2 separate regions of the Mus musculus genome follow, and region 2 is linked to region 1. A link is a loop called in an ENCODE intact Hi-C map of the cell type or tissue named here. Cell type or tissue: heart. All regions are shown on one strand.

The links. A loop is a pair of places that touch in the nucleus more often than their neighbours do. Peaks named below come from ENCODE experiments on the same cell type or tissue, not always from the same donor. Only the 100,000 strongest peaks of a DNase experiment are listed, where the experiment ranks them.
Region 2: a loop joins it to region 1, with 4 times the contacts of the local background. A loop is called at or near these places in 19 of 42 quality-filtered maps.

What each region holds. Positions count from the first base shown.
Region 1 is chr5:69,510,209-69,518,208 of GRCm38, reverse strand. Yipf7 (Yip1 domain family, member 7) reads left to right here. Exons shown (of 6, transcript NM_023784.5): 6 at 1,011-1,539. The coding sequence ends at 1,173. Among named protein-coding and RNA genes, the nearest start is that of Yipf7, 28 kb to the left of the region's middle. In heart, no CTCF peak of the experiment used is centred here; no DNase peak of the experiment used is centred here.
Region 2 is chr5:68,248,101-68,256,100 of GRCm38, reverse strand. No RefSeq gene overlaps it. Among named protein-coding and RNA genes, the nearest start is that of Grxcr1, 220 kb to the right of the region's middle. In heart, a CTCF peak has its summit at 3,246 (motif pointing left); no DNase peak of the experiment used is centred here.

The DNA of each region.
Region 1 (8,000 bases):
CAGATTTAACAAAAGAATATGACAGGAAATGGACAATGTGAATGCATAGATAGAACCAGTTATGCTTACTCAGTTCTAGCCACAGACAGATACTGCATTTTGTATAACTGTTTGCTCTAGCAGGTTGCTCTGCTTACAGAGCTGTGCTCTATACAGAAGTTTGACAACTTTGTCTGATTGATTTTGCAAAATAATAACACTGTGGTGTACCATCTTTTTTGGTAAGAGTATTTTCAGTGTCTTCGGTATTTAGAGCATCTTAAATGATTTGGGTGCTAGGGACAAAGAGAAGACTGTTCATGTAAATTAGATTTGGAAAACCACTACATGTTTAGACATTTTTTTTTCATCCTGAAATCATAAAGGAAATTGAGTGTGAGCATCTCACAAGCGTTATGAAGTACTTGAGAAAGTCATGTTTAAAGAGGAGATATTTGTTTTGGCTCTCAGTTTAGAACAGGCTTGCTAAATTTCTTCTGTGGAGAGGTCGATATGGTGATAAGGAAAGTGTGATGGAAGAGACAGCTGCTCAGCCTGGAGGAAAGAGAACAAGTTGCAGGGGTTGGTGGGCCAAACTTCTTCCCTCTAGGTTCTGCCTCCAACGTTGTTAGCGGCCACCACATCCAGCTAGAGCTACCAATGAAATGTTTAGCCACTAGACTTTGTTAAAATCCAAAGTCACAATACACAAAACTCAGAAATACATTACATGAAACAGGAATAAAATAGGAAATGTCAATAAATGAGACTGATGATTACCACGACTTCTGCTTTTGCTTATTCTAGATTTACCAAAGTGTAAAAAGATCAGTCCTGAACAGCAGATTTGAATAAAATATTTTCTGGCTGCCTGAGGCCCTGTAAGCTCCTTCAGGTAGTCAATCTCCTTTGCAAATGGAGACTGATGCTCTGAACAGATGCACCACCTGCACTTCACAGGTAGTTCTGATTCAGCCCCCTCCCCCCACCCTTCAGGCATAAGGCATCTGTCATCTTTGTCTCTCCTACAGGGGTACCATAGGAACCATGTCAGCCCTGCTCATCATTACCTGGTGCAGTCTCTCAGCTTCTAAGATCTTCATTTCGGCCTTGGCCATGGAAGGACAGCAGCTTCTTGTCGCTTACCCCTGTGCCTTACTTTATGGACTCTTTGCCCTTCTGACCGTTTTCTAAAGACTGCTTGAAGTGACTTTGCAAGATCCTACCTGTTGGCTCTTCAGATTTTTCTGGAAGTGCATTTCCATTCAAATCCTGTGAGATAACTTCCGTGTTATTTCTGTTGCGAGAATATTAAGCAGAGAGACAAGACAGTGCTCAATGATAGTTCTCTACTAGCCTGTTGGTGGGGATGATGTTTTGATTTTTTTTTAGCCTGGAGCATTAAAACAGTTAAAATGTTTTGAAATATTAAGAGATACAGTCTTGGTGCTGATGAATGCTGTTTTTCTCAATAGACATGCTTCTGAGAAATTGTAAGCAAAATACCATCTTATGCTTAACATTTATTAACTCTATAATAAATATTTTTCAAAAACTTTCATAACTCTGTATGTGGTTAAAAGTTACAGTTTGGCACCTTTGGAGAGTTCAGAGGTTTTATCTATCCGGAGTCAAAGAAATCCCTTAATTTACCTTAACAGCTGTTATTCGGTGTCATTTAGATAATGTATTGGCTCAACACATTTTCAGATTCTCACTTCCCTCTCATCTGATCTAAATGCTAGGGTCTATTACTACATCTCTCCCTTGCATATATCCTAAGTAATTTTGCTATATTCTCTCTAAATAGATAAATGTACCTACAGAAAATTCCACCCATTTTGTATTAATGCTATTGAAGTTTTTGAAATAGTTCTCAGCACTGCCCTTTAATCCTTATACTACATTTTGGTTTGAAATTTGTTTTCCTACTCAGATGACCAAATAACACCAATGCTTTACTGCTCAAGTCTCTAATCTTTCTTCCTCCCGTATCTGTTATTTTGGTCCTATTTTCATGAAAGCCATAAGCATGTAGATCACTACTGCATCTTCCCACCGTACGAGAGATTCTACTGATGTCTACTTTGTTTCCCTGTTATCGCCTTCTTCTCTCCACATCTCTCTTCCCTCAACCTTCATTCTCAAAAGCACATGAACATTATCTACTGCCCCCTAACTCAAAAATTTCACGTGTGACCTATTTCTCTAGCCTACTGTATAGAAAAAAAAACTTTTGAAAGGGTTGCCTTATATCTGAATCTACCTTATTATTTTTTTACTCTTCCTGGTCATCTGGGCAGGAAGTTTCATCCTGTTACCATGACAACCTTTGTCAAATGGGTTATGACATGCCACACTACATCCAAGTATTTTTCAATTTCATCTCATTTGGTAAGTGGTATTGGCTTGGTCTTTTTGCCAGTTTCTGGCTTAGTGTTGTACTTCATCCTATATCTTTCACATGGATTTCCAATAGCCAATTCTCTTAGCCCTCTCCCCTTGGCTTGTCTTTCTTCTACCTTTAAATCATAAATCTAATATTAAGTTATTACCTGTGATAATTCAGTTAAATGGCTTTCAAATATAGTGACTCCAAGATTCCATCTGTATTGACTTCCTTGAACTCCTGGTATCTATACAATTTACACTTAATATCTACATTTGATTTTTCACATGATATCTCCTATATGTTATGTGATATGATAAGCTCATAATCCCTTGATTTCTATCCTGCCTTCCTCATTTTTCTTTAGAATCTTTTTACTTTTGTGGTAAGTGGAGTCTTGATCACTTTTGGTTTTCACCAACATCTTGTGCAATATTTGATTTAGCCTATCCTGAAAATACGTTTTAAATGTGACAGTCTCTCAAGAGCTCTTTGGATAGGATACCAAGTGTTTCTTCAAAGGTCTTTTGTGCGTCAGGCTTCCTTCTCAGACTGCACTTTCAGTGAGACATGATTGGATCATGAGGTCAGGGACATAATCAATGAACGGATGCATCGGTGAATTCTTAATCCGATGATGTCGCTGGGAGGAGATAGAAAGCAGGAGATTGGGCCAGCTTGGAAGAAGAAGATCACAGAGGTTTTGCCTTTAAATGATGTTTCTAATCTGTGCCCCCTGTTTGTCAGTTTGGAGTGAACTTCTCTGCTCTGCCACATATTCCTCACTAGGACTTTCTTTGTGTCTTACCCCACATAGGCATAGAATTGATGGGGCAAACTTTGAGTCCAAAACAAGTTTTTCTTTTCTAAAGTTGTTTGCTCAGCTCTCTTACCAAAGTTACAAAAAGTGACTGACACAAGCTCTTTCCCAGCCAGCATGGAACTGCTGGCTAAAGGAAATGGTCTACTCGCTGATTCTTTCCCTTATGCATTCTCTGCAGCAGGTTTCTTTATACACATAGGATGTTAGAGCCTTTGAATATGTATATTTATTTATGGTCAGGCCAACCCAAGGCCCTTTTATGACATTCATTTGTACTTACAGCCCCCCCTCCCCCAACCTCTTTTTCACAACCCACATGCTTTCTAGTCAAAGTCCGGCCCTTGGAATAACAGATAGCATTCTCTGGAATCCCGTTAAGAGTTGTAAATCTCTGGCCCAGCCCCAGAACTTCTGAATCTGAGTTTGCATTTTAACAAGATCCCAGATGAATTAGATGCACAGTAAATTTTTAAAGCGCTTGCCGGCATGACCTGGCCTTGTGACATGCTTTGCCTTCTTAACGTCACACCTGCTCTTCAGTTCCCTCTTCACTGTTCTCACTTTTGCTCTCACACTACACAGTTTATCGCCTCTGAAGCCTCATATTTACTCGGTTTACCTGCGGCTTGCTTCTGTCAGACATTACATATGATCCAGCTCTGTATTCATGCCACTTCCTCATCTGAGACTGTACATTGTTGTTCTTCTACTAACACACATTCCACTCAGCCTCACCCTATTAACTCTCCTCTGTTGCACACTAGGGTAATTAAAGTGGTTTAATCTCATATACCTCCATTTCTTTACTTCTATGCTCTCTCTCCTCATCCAGAAGATAAAAATGTTGAAGCCAAACTCCTTATCCCAGAAACAATATTCCTGGAAGTTTATTTCTGTTTCTGTTTTTTAAAACTACTTTTCGTTGCTCTTTGAAATTTTCTATTTCTATTTATGGGGTGAATGAATGAATGAATGAATGAATGAATAAGGGAAAGATTGACACAGTGATTGGAAATTAATACCTATGATAAATAAGACAACTGAAGCTGAGCGGTGAGTGTGGGAAGACTAGACAAGAAAAGCAAATAAACAGTAAGCAAACAAGCAGGATAATTACTAAAGTATGAGCATGCTCACATGCAAGCCTGTGGAAAGGAAGTCAGGATGGCGGAGGAGTTGAATTGTTGCCGTTTGTTTAATAATCCATTAGTAGACAAGTTAATTAAGTGTTGAGTTTTCTTTTGATTTTTGGTTTTGATTTTTAGCTTCATTATTCGTTTATTCGCTTTACATCTCGATTGCAAGCCCTACTTCTGCTCCTCCTAGTCCCACCCTTACAGATCCTTCCTTCAATAACCCCTCTCCTTCGCCTCTGAAAAGGGGAATCCTTGCTTGGGTACCAACCTATCTTGGGACATCTATCTCCAACAAGACTAAGCCTAGCCTCTCCCTCTGACCAAACAGTCCAGTCTGGTAGAAGGGGCTCCAAAAGCAGGCAACAGAGTCAGAGAGAGCCTCCACCTCAGTTGTTAGGGAACCCATACAAAGACCAAGCTGCACATCTGCTCGTTTGTGTGGGGAGGCCTAGGTCCAGCCCCTGCATACTTGTTGTTTGGTGGTTCAGTCTGTGAGCCCCATGGGCCCAGGTTAGTTGACTGTGTAGGCCTTTTTGTGGCATCCTTGACCCCGCGAGCTTTCTCCATTCTAACTCCCACTCTTCCACAAGACTATCACCAACAGCCAAGAATTAAACTGATATATTAGAAAATATAGATTCTCTATATGAATATAAACCTTAAAAATATTAAGGATATATTTCAAGACAGTTTGGTTATATAGGCAGATATACTATGGATCTAGATGACAAAATTAAATTTTATGAAAATTCCACTGGAAATATGTGTATATGTAATATAATTTTACTAAAAAACATAAAAAGAATTTGGAGGTGAATTTGGAGGTGATTCTTATATGTGTAAAAGTATATGTGTAATAATCATGAAGCAAAACGACTATAAATTTATTTTGAGAGTAAGTCAGATTATTGACTGAATGCTAAGTAAAGTGAAATATATTTGGAGAGTAACGGCATGAGACAATGCATGCAAATAAGCTTTTACTTTTTATTTATTTCTGGTTTATGTTTATGTTCTTATTTTTGTTTTTCTAGATAGAATCTCACTATATAGTCCAGTCTGGTCTTGAACTTACTGTCCTTCAAGTGGCTGGAATTTTCCAATCCTCTTGCCTCAGCTTCCTGAGTGCAGGATTATGTTGCCATTAGGACCAGCTCAGTTTTGACATGTCATTATTTAGCGAGGATTTACTATAGACTGGCCTGAGTGCTTCACACGTGTATTAGCACATAGGATTATCATGATAACTATGAAATGCTGTTGACCTTGCCTTCACCTCACAGCTAAAGGTCCCAAAGACAAAGGGGTTCAATCACTTATCCATGCTATCCTGACAGAGACCAGAATTTATTCCATGGCCCCTGATCACTGTGTAACGATTAGAGTTTCAAGCATGTCTTCCATTGGCTCTGTTTACATTTGCCTTTACCTTGAGGCATGCTCGACAGGGACCATTGGCTTCAGCTGTGCTGTAGAATAACAAACAGGTCAAGGAAGAAGGCAAATTCCTGGCCAGAGTAGAGTGGGCCCCGAAAGATTCCAGGGCTGGCTATTGAACTCTACTTGAAATCAAAGACGCCAGTTCAGATCTGGCTGGCATTTGAATACAAAACCTTCACAAACTATAGTTCTTTCCTCAGTCCATGGAAGGTGGGCATTACATAGAATGTAAGTGTTAACTTTATTAATTCACAACATCTGGGATTTATTTGTGGCCAGTAGTATGTAGTCAACCAATAATGCAGTGAGTGGAAGCATACTCCGACACAGGAGAGAAATGGGTCCTTTCACTTTAACTCCTTCCAGCAGGCTTGCCCTTTGTCCTTTCCTAAAAAGCGTTCAGTCATTTTTATCTGGGAAGGTAACTTTTTCTCTTCCTTTTTCTCTTTCTGTTTTACTAGCTGGATGAAAGTTACAGGTTATTTTTCAAAAGATAAATGACACATTCAGCATGGAGAGGTGGCCTCCATTTTGACAAGAATGACTGGGGACATGTGCTGGAAATAAGAGGCCTGAATTACTCAGACTCGAGTGCCCCAGTTCACACAGTTAACTAGGGCAGTGGCCTTTAGAAGGGCTGATGACAAATGCTCTGCTACTTGCTCTGTCTCCGGGTGAGTTACACCAACTGCAAAGCCCCTTTAACAACATCCAGCTTCTTTTTGTGAGCAGGCTAAAGGCTCTGCTCAGATTCTATTCAGTCACGTCTGCAGCTTCCTAAATCAGTTTCCTTTCCTGAACAGAAGGGTGGAATGATTTTTTTTTCTTTTTCTGTTTTTTAATTTTCAAAACCAAATAGACTGTCACAGAGAATCCACAATGGTAGTGGTGGTGGAGGTGGTAGTGTGTGTGGTGTGTGTGTGTGTGTGTGTGTGTGTGTGTGTGTGTGTGTGTGTAGTTTGTTTCGTATAGGTAAAACACATGAGCTTTTACATTGACGCAAGCCAAAGGGGTAGATGCAATATTATGCACAGTGAGTGTGTCATAGGTGGAAACTTGGATGATAGAGATAGAAGAGAAGAAGAGGGACCTGAGAGGAAATAATAGAGGTCACATTCTGATATTGCAGTAAAACACAAACAGCTTATAGGATCTCCTTTTCTTTAAACAGAAAATTAAATGAATGCTTGCTGCAAAATTTGCCAGGTTCTGTTGAGGGGTGATTAAGACATTGCTTGAGAATGACTTAGCTCATCACCCAGCACAGAGTGATTACTGAGTAAACGAAATTCTCCCTCAGTTTTGAGAGAATTTCTGGGATTTCAAGGAAAGTCGTTTTCCCCCCTATATTATTTCCTGGAAATCAACTATTTTGACATTGGGTACAATTGACAAGTGAAATGATGTCAAAGCAGGCCAGATAAACTTATTTTAGCTCATGAGCTTTATTGAAAGAAAGAGTTTTGTTGACAGCTTATTATTCATCTATAAAATATTTGAACATCCTTCTTATACTGAATGTTTTCCATATCTCTAAAGAAGGGGTCTGTAGCCTCGTTCTGATCTCTAGGGGCTAGAAATTAATGTATTCAGATCATCCAACTAGAGATATTTGCTCAGTACTGCAAAATAAATGATAAAGCAAGCAAAAGAACACACACACACACACACACACACACACACACACATATATATATATATATATATATATATATGTAAAGAGACAAAGTTTGGCTAGCTCTAATATCTGTCTGTCTGTCTGTCTATATCTATCTTTCATTTATTATCTATCTCTCGACATCTGTGTATCAACCATATATCTATCTTTCTTTCTCCTTGTCTGTTTGTTTGTTTCTTTCTTTCTAGCTAGCACTTTTCATCAAAGTTGACTCACTATCTCGCCACACCTGTTCTTTGTTGTCTTCTAGCCATTTTGGGAGTAACTACAGTATAATTCCCAGTATAACTACAGTATAATCTCTGTGGATAGAATATAAACCCAGGTATTACCTGTCCTGAAAGCAAGTCTTTTCATATTTTAAATACTGTCTATGCGGTACACAGAGATGAGTAGTGCAAGATAGAAGAAAGGAAGCATGCAAGAATGAACATGTTATATACTTCATAGAGGAGGAATCAAGGTCAATAGCAGGAATGGCAAAGAGTACCTGCGAAAGCCACAGAGTCTGAGGATGCTTCTACTAACCAGCAAAAGCTAGCAGATTTCAGCACC
Region 2 (8,000 bases), 1.3 Mb after region 1:
CCTTCACCTGTCATGCACCACATAAACCAAGAGTGGTAGTAGATATCTATAATCTCAGAACTCACAAAGCAGAGACATGACTATCAGAAGTTCAAGGTCTCCTATATCTTCACAGAGAGTTTACAGGTCCCTAAATTTCTCTGCCCAGCATCTGGCTAAGGGGTCTGTGCAAGCTCCTGTCTCTGTTGATATCTTGTATTCTGCTCTGAGAAGCAAGAATGCTGAAAGTCATCTTCTAACCATCTTGTATTCATTTCCAATTTGCCATTTCTGCCAACAGGCTGGTTCTCCTCTATTTTCTTCTCCTTATAAATATTTATAACTTGAAATTCTTGTTACCCAATGGATTTTGGAATTTACATATCTACCTACATCCCCTACGTTCTCATTTTGCATAACAGTTACTTGGGAAATAAATCAGTGTCAACCTAATGAGGTGATCAGAGTGGTTCCAACTTCAGTATCTTTTCCATCTAGTAATAAGGATTGGTGTGCTGGTTGGAAGCTGTGTTGGCAACAATAAGAATTATTGCTTCCTAAGCCATAGACAATTTTAGCAGGGAAAAATATGGCTTTTGACAGAATTCTTATCAACTGAAGCATGAGAGGTATGCTATTTGTACATTTTGGGAGCTTCACAATATCAAATCTTACTCACTTGGTTGCTCTTCATTCTCTCTCTCGACACATTCCCAGACCTCACAGCTGCCTCCTCCTGGCTTTGAAAAGAGTGCTAACTTCTCAGGAGCAAGATCTAGGCCTGAAACTCTTGTCTGTTCCATGCAAGTTTTATGGAAGTAAAATGGAACTTGGTGAGCACTTTAAATCTAATTCTTCATCGGGGAAAGTCTGGGGACATCAGAGATCCATGCTATGGAATGGCTACAAGTCAATGAAGACAAAGCACAGAATATGCACAGACTCTCCTCCTGTGATGGAAGTTGGGCATAGTGCATCTTTAGAAAGCCTCAGCCTGTCATCTTTTTAAGGTTAATGTGGAAATTTATATATCTAAACATACATATCAGTTTTGCATATCATGATTGCTGCTATTGTAAGAAAAACTGCATGTTATTAGTACTACTAATTACCCAAGATATTTAAATATTTACAAAATTGCCTGAAGAGTTCAAATAATCAGTAAATATTGCTCACATTGAGAAGGAAAAAAGGGTTTTCCTGAAATTTTACTATAGGGAAATATTATTTTGAAACAAGTAAAATTTCACTAATAGTTGAATTGAAAGTTAGTTCTCAGGAAATCACAAAGTAACAAGTAAAGAGTTTAGGAAACAATCTAGAAACCATCTCTTCCACCCAGAATAACTTTCCCTAAAACAAACAAACAAAAAACGAAAACAAAACAAAGAAACTTTCAGGTGGCATACATTAGTGATTTAGTGTAGTCCCAAACTGTCTTTCCATGTGTTTAACCTCACTTCTCAATGACCCCTAATGGAAGGTTCTAAAAGACCTTCACTATACTAGTAAAGTCACAGAAACTACAAAAACTCAATTGACTCACACTCTGCTTTGAACTCTGGAGCTGAAATAAGATAAAGAGATGATGGGATTTCAAAGTTAGCACTGAGAGAATAGAGCTCATTTACTTGACTGACTTGAAAATTCAAAGCGCCACCTTTCCACAAGAATCTTGCACCCTGCTTCAATTTGCCTACACATCTAAAAAGTCATTTATTCAGACTGCTCAGCTGCTGAACACTCAGGTATTAATTACTAAAGTAGCAATTGCCCGATCCAGTAAACCACTGTAAGTTGTTGAGCCCTGCTGAGACACAGATGGACAAACTGTATGTGGTAGCAGAGTGAGTTTTACTGAGGTCAACAAGAAATCATATATCAGCAAGGTCTTAGACCTGAGAAGGGCCAGTGTTAATTGAGGCTAGTCCCACTGGAAATAAGAGGGCTAAGTGGCCTACCATATACCCTTAGAACATTAATTTAGTTTAAGGTCACAGAATTAAATGATTCACAACTGCTCTCTCAATTCCCCTTGGTATTTGTTCAGTCGCTGTTGCGTAATTAAGTGATTTAGAACTTTTTCCTCCTTCTTTCTCTCTGTGAATTATTTGTACCAGATTGTAAACTTGCTGTCAGTTCTCAGGCTTAGAGACCCAGCATTCTATTCGCTTCAGGGTTCCCTTTGGGGCTAAAAGTCAAGCCATAAGCTAAAGTCTAAATGAAATAAAATGTTTCTTTGTAAACAAATCACTGCTAAAAATTTGGAAGTCAGTGGGTTCAATTTAAAAATCATCTAAAACACACTAAACATAATGTTCTTATTTTAATTATGTCTAAGTTGGGGCACAGGAAGAGGTATTAATTGAAAATCAGTGTGCATAAGTGTACCAGAGCCACAGAGGACAGAGCTATCAAATCACCTAGAGCATTACAGGATGCTGACAGCTACTGCACACAGAGGAACTGACCCTGTGTCCTTGTAAGAGAGTAAGCATCCCTAACCACGAAGCCATCTTTCCAGCCCTAATTAAAATATTTGTAAATTAAAATTAACAGATAATTCAGAATTTATAGGATCTTTAGATGGTTGCTGTGCACATATTCCCAAAAGGGAAGTTCACTATACCATATTTTTCTCCTGGGTTCATAACTGCATTATCAAAGTCATGAAATGGCTTTGCCAACGTCACACAGTGACCGGACTTGAAGGTAGCTCAGATACGGAGTCCTACCCAAAGTTTAACATGAGGAACATATATACTAACATTAGGAAACGTGTTAGAAATTCAGATTCCCAGGCCCTCCTCCATTATGCTAAATCATATCCACGTTGTACAAGACACACTGATCTGTAGCAGAGTATCAATTTTCTTAGTGATCTGTTGGCAAAACAATGTAGCCGTCGGTTGAATTAATCTAGAACATAACCAAAATCTAGGAAAACTGAAGAAAGCATTTTAATCCTATGCTGGATAATTTCAATTACAGCTTTTTGTTGTTAGCTTCTGTAGAAGTAATTCATGAATGCTTTCATGATTAAAATGATATGTGTGTGTGTGTGTGTGTGTGTGTGTGTGTGTGTGTGTGTGTGTGTGTGTGTGTGTGTGTATACATATACGTAGAGGGTTATGTACCTAGTTTTCTACAGAACTGCCCATTCCCTGGGAAAACAGAAAAACTCTAGCCCAGTTATTTCTCAACACGCATACGGAGTGTCATTAAAAGCACACTAGCGCCACCTGCTGAAGCAGTTGAAGGAAAGTTAGCAAAGCGTTCTGCACTTGGATGCATTCCAACCAGGTATTTTCATTAAAATTTTAGTGCTGAGTAATCAGTTTTTCCGAGTCCTGACTCCTCTCCAACTTTGAGCAATTCGAGCAACATAATTCTTATGTTTATGATACTCTAAGAGTATCTTCATCTTGCCTCGCTATACCACAGGGGAAAGAGTTTAAAACCTGCTTCAACATAAAATACCCTATACCTAGAGTAAGTGCACTAGCACAGGTTTGCAATTGTGAAGACTATTATTTCAGTCTATGCCAAAGCTGAACTAGAATCAATGTGAGAGACACACCTAGTAGTCAGTGAACAAGATGTAATAAGTATATTCAAAGCACAGGTTCTCAAGGCCTGGTGGATACTACCACAGTTGGTCTGCTTGTAAGAAAGAAAGCACTCTTTGTGGTATTTTTAGCCTAAAAAGAGATAATATCACCGAATATGAATATCCTTTCTATCTCAGGAAAGCAGATTCTCTTTTAGCTTTAGCTTTATTTACTTCTCCTCCATTCTGAATACCTTTAAAAAAAATGTGCTTCGAATGCCCTCATGCATAAGAAAACAGTAACTGGCCTCCAGAAAAAGCAACTATTTAGAAACTGATACTAGCACTGAGTTAAAATTATAAAATCAGTTGGAACGCTTTTGAAGATACCAAAGTTTTCCAAAAGTTAGCAAGGGTCATTTTTCTCATTTTGATTTTTTTCTTTGCTTTCCTAATGACGATGGTTTGCTACTGCACCTATAAAAGAGACATCATTACGGGATTAAAAGTATCTCCTCTAAAGTTTCCCCTCTGGTATTCTATACAACATAGAAGGAGAAGGGGGAGGAGGGAAAGGAGGAGGAACAGAAGGAGACACATTGAAGAAAATCACTCTTATGTTTTAATAGTCAGTCTTTTTATCTTATTCTTTAATCTTTTTAAAAAGTCTAGTCTTTATTCCCCCTCCAGTTGCCCTCTGACTGTTCCTCATCCCATACCCCCCCCCATCTTCAAGAGGTTGTCCCCACTTCCCCGCCCCCACCCCATCAGACCTCCCTACTCCCTGGGGCCTCAAGTATCTTGAGGGTTAGGTGCATCTTCTCTGACTGAATTCAGACCTGGCAGTCCTCTGCTGTATATGTGTTGGGGGCCTCATATCAGCTGGGGTATGCCACCTGGTTGGTGGTCCAGTGTCTGAGAGATATCAGGGTTAGTTGAGACTGCTGGTCCTGCTACAGGGTTGCCCTCTTCCTCAGCTTCTTCCAGCTTTTCCCTAATTCAACCAGAGGAGTCACTAGCTTCTGTCCATTGCTTGGGTGTAAATATTTGCATCTGACTCTTTCAGCTGCTTTGGAGGCATTTCAGAGGGCACTCATGCTAGACACCTGTTTGTAAGCACACTATAGCATCAGTAATAGTGTCAGGCCTTGGGGCCTCCCCTTGAGCGGGCTCCCAGTTTGAAACTGTCACTGGACATCCTTTCCCTCAGTCTCTTCTCCATGTTTGTCCCTGCAGTTTTTCAAGACAGGAATAATTCTGGGTCAAAGTTTTTTACTATGGGATGGCAACCCCATCCCTCCACTTGATGCTCATTGCTGGTGGGATTGCAAACAGATAAAACCACTCTGGAAATCAATCTGGAGGTTCCTTAGAAAATTGGAAATAGGTCTACCTGAAGACCCAGCTATATTACTCTTGGGCATATACTCAAAAGACGCCCCACCATGCCACAGGGGCACGTGTTCCACTATGTTCATAACGACCTTGTTTGTGATAGCCAGAATCTGGAAACAATCCAGATGTCCCACAACAGAAGAATGGATACAGAAAATGTGGTTCATTTTCACAATGGAGTATTATAATAGTATACTCCACTATTAAGAACAAGGGCATTATGAGTTTTGTAGTCAAATGGATGGAACTAGATAATATCATCCTGAGTAAGGCAACTCAGACCCAAAAGGATATGCATGGTATGTACTCACTGATAAGTGGATATTAGACAAAAAGGTACAGAATTCTCAGGATACAATCCGAAAAACTCAAGAAGGTTAACCAGCCAAAGGGCCCAAGTAAAGATGTCTTGATCCCACTTGGGAGGGAGAAGAAAGCAATTACTGGGAGAAAGGAAGGGAGAGAGGGACCTGGATGGGAAAGGGGACAGACAGGGGAAGAGGGTAACTTAATCATGCATTGGGCTGGGGCGAGACAGAACTGAAGCCCTGAGGATCAGCAGGAAGAATTGAAACAGGCAACCTCAGGAGGTAGGAGGTGGGGGAAATCTCTAGACTGAGTCAGAGACCTGGGAGATAAGAGACTCTGAAAACTCAAAGGGAGGGACCTTAGATGAAATGCCCTACAGTGGGGAGAGGGAACTTACAGAGTCCACTTCCAGTAGAAAGACAGGGCATCAATATAGTCAGTCTCTATGGACTGATGTTACTCCAATATCAGTAAAATTTCTAAGACTTGACTAAAAGAAAAAGAAAACTAATTCGCTAAATGGTACACATCTTCAAAATCCTAAAACACTAATTTAGTATATTAAGAGATGACTAAGCACAAGATCCTCTAAAGAAGCAAGAGCAATGGGAGACTGACTTCAAAAAGTCTCTCAGATCAGAATTTGCATGAAATTGTTTCCATTTTGCTTTTCATATTAGATTTGATTACAATAATTTTAAAAACAAGTATACACCCAGGGTTTGATTAGTTTCTAATTAATCCTCTGATTGAAATTATTTTTATCATTTGCAAAGAAGTTGCACCAGCTAGATTTAAACAGGAAAGAAAAACTTTCAGGACCACTGTAAAAGGGAAAAGACACTGAACTGAACCCTACTGAGATCGAAGGACTGAGGGCACCCCTTGTGGGAAAAGGATCAGAGGTCAGGGCAGAAGTTGGTGAGTAGGATTCGATAGATCCTTTTGTTAGCTAGACTGGTGATAGCAGGCTTAGAGTCTATTAAGGTGAAAGCTTCCCTTTACTCAGCTTTGAAATCCATCTCTCATTGCCTTAGCAAGAGAAAGGAAGATATCACTAATGCCACCCCTTAGGATTCCTGGTCAAAAGAGTGAAATATCCTCGTCCTAGATGAAGACAATCTCTCATGACTCTTGAGTACCTGGTTATGAGATCATCACAGAAAAAAATTGACTCATGAAAGAGCAGACTAAGAAGACAGGAGGAATAATTATTTTCTTAGTGCAGTGCCAAATGCTCCCCTTACTCATAGGCAGTCACTTAAGAAACCTGTAAATTAACCCTGTGCATTTTTCCCAGATTCAACTCAGAAACCATAACTTCGTTTTTCTCTCTTTTGTGGACTATTTTCCCTTTCAGATACTGGCCACAAATCTAAAGAGGATTCCCTGACACTCTGGGCTTTTTAGTTATTTCTCTGAAGACTTTCTCCACGACCAGCTTTCACCATGTAGCTGAATGGTAGTTATCTCCATAGCTAAGCAGAAGTTGAAACAGCACACACACGACCTGGACAAACTCAGGCCAGACAAAACTCCTAGAATAGAGAGAAGAGCTGGGTATGAAGACACAACCCTACATAAGTCACTATTGTAATTGATAGCTGCTGATGGAAGAGTTAGTTTTCTTCAAGGGTGTGGTCCCTGATGAGTTGACCATACTTAAGCTGAAGGCCACACATCTAAGACTATGGGTAGCATCTGCTGTACATGGTAAATATTCTTTTTAAAGTGGAAACAAAATTGGGATGTAGAATGGATCAGGAAAGAGTTGGAGGAAAGTCATGAATATGATTGAAATGCATTATAGGAATAATAAAAAAGAGAAAATAAAGTTTTGTTCCTATGCTGCTAAAGATCCTTTAATCCATCCTTTGTCTCTAAATAAGTTTATCTCTTTCTTCCCTAAAATTCAAGAGATCCTTTCATTTCTTATCTTTTTAGGTAGAGTGGTCTTGAAATTATGTCAGTTAGGTATGGGAATATCATTGAACCAAAGTGATTGCCTACACAAATTCTTATAAGGTGGTTGGACCACCTTCCATCCCCATCAGCAACATCAGTTGGTTCCCTTTTTCATATCTGCAGCAACACCTATTGTCTTTTATCATTGATATTCTTGTCTTATTTCCAATGTAACATTAGCAAGTGTGAAGTGAAATCTCATTGATGTTTGATTTGCAGCCCACTGCTGATGCAGTTTTGAGTATTAACTTGACTGCTTAAAAGGATGCCTAGAACACAAACTTCTAGGTATCAGCAAGTCTGAATCTCCAGATATTTTTACCACTGAAGGTAAATGAACTGAAAGAGCTCCATTCATTGTCCCTAAATTACATAACATGACATCCATTTACCTATCATTTATAATAGACTAGGTATTATAAGTAACATAGAATGATTCAAGGTATGTTGACGACAGTGTGTATGCTACAGGTTCCATGCATATAGTATGTTATTTTGTAGAAGGGACTTGAGTATGTATTGGGACCTCAGAATGTTCTGGAATTAGTCTTCCAAGGAAGATACAGGGCTTACTGTATATCAAAACAAATTAAAGTTTAATTCTTAACTCTTGAAATTATATTTGTAAATACACATTCAGTGCAGCATTATTCATAAAAGTCAAGAGGTACAAACATTTAAATGTATGTTGGCAGATGAGTGGATGAAGAAAATGCAAATACTGTTCAGCCTAATTAAATACAGAAATTCTATCATATACAACAACACTAATATGCTTAGTGCATAATGTCCAAGTATAGAA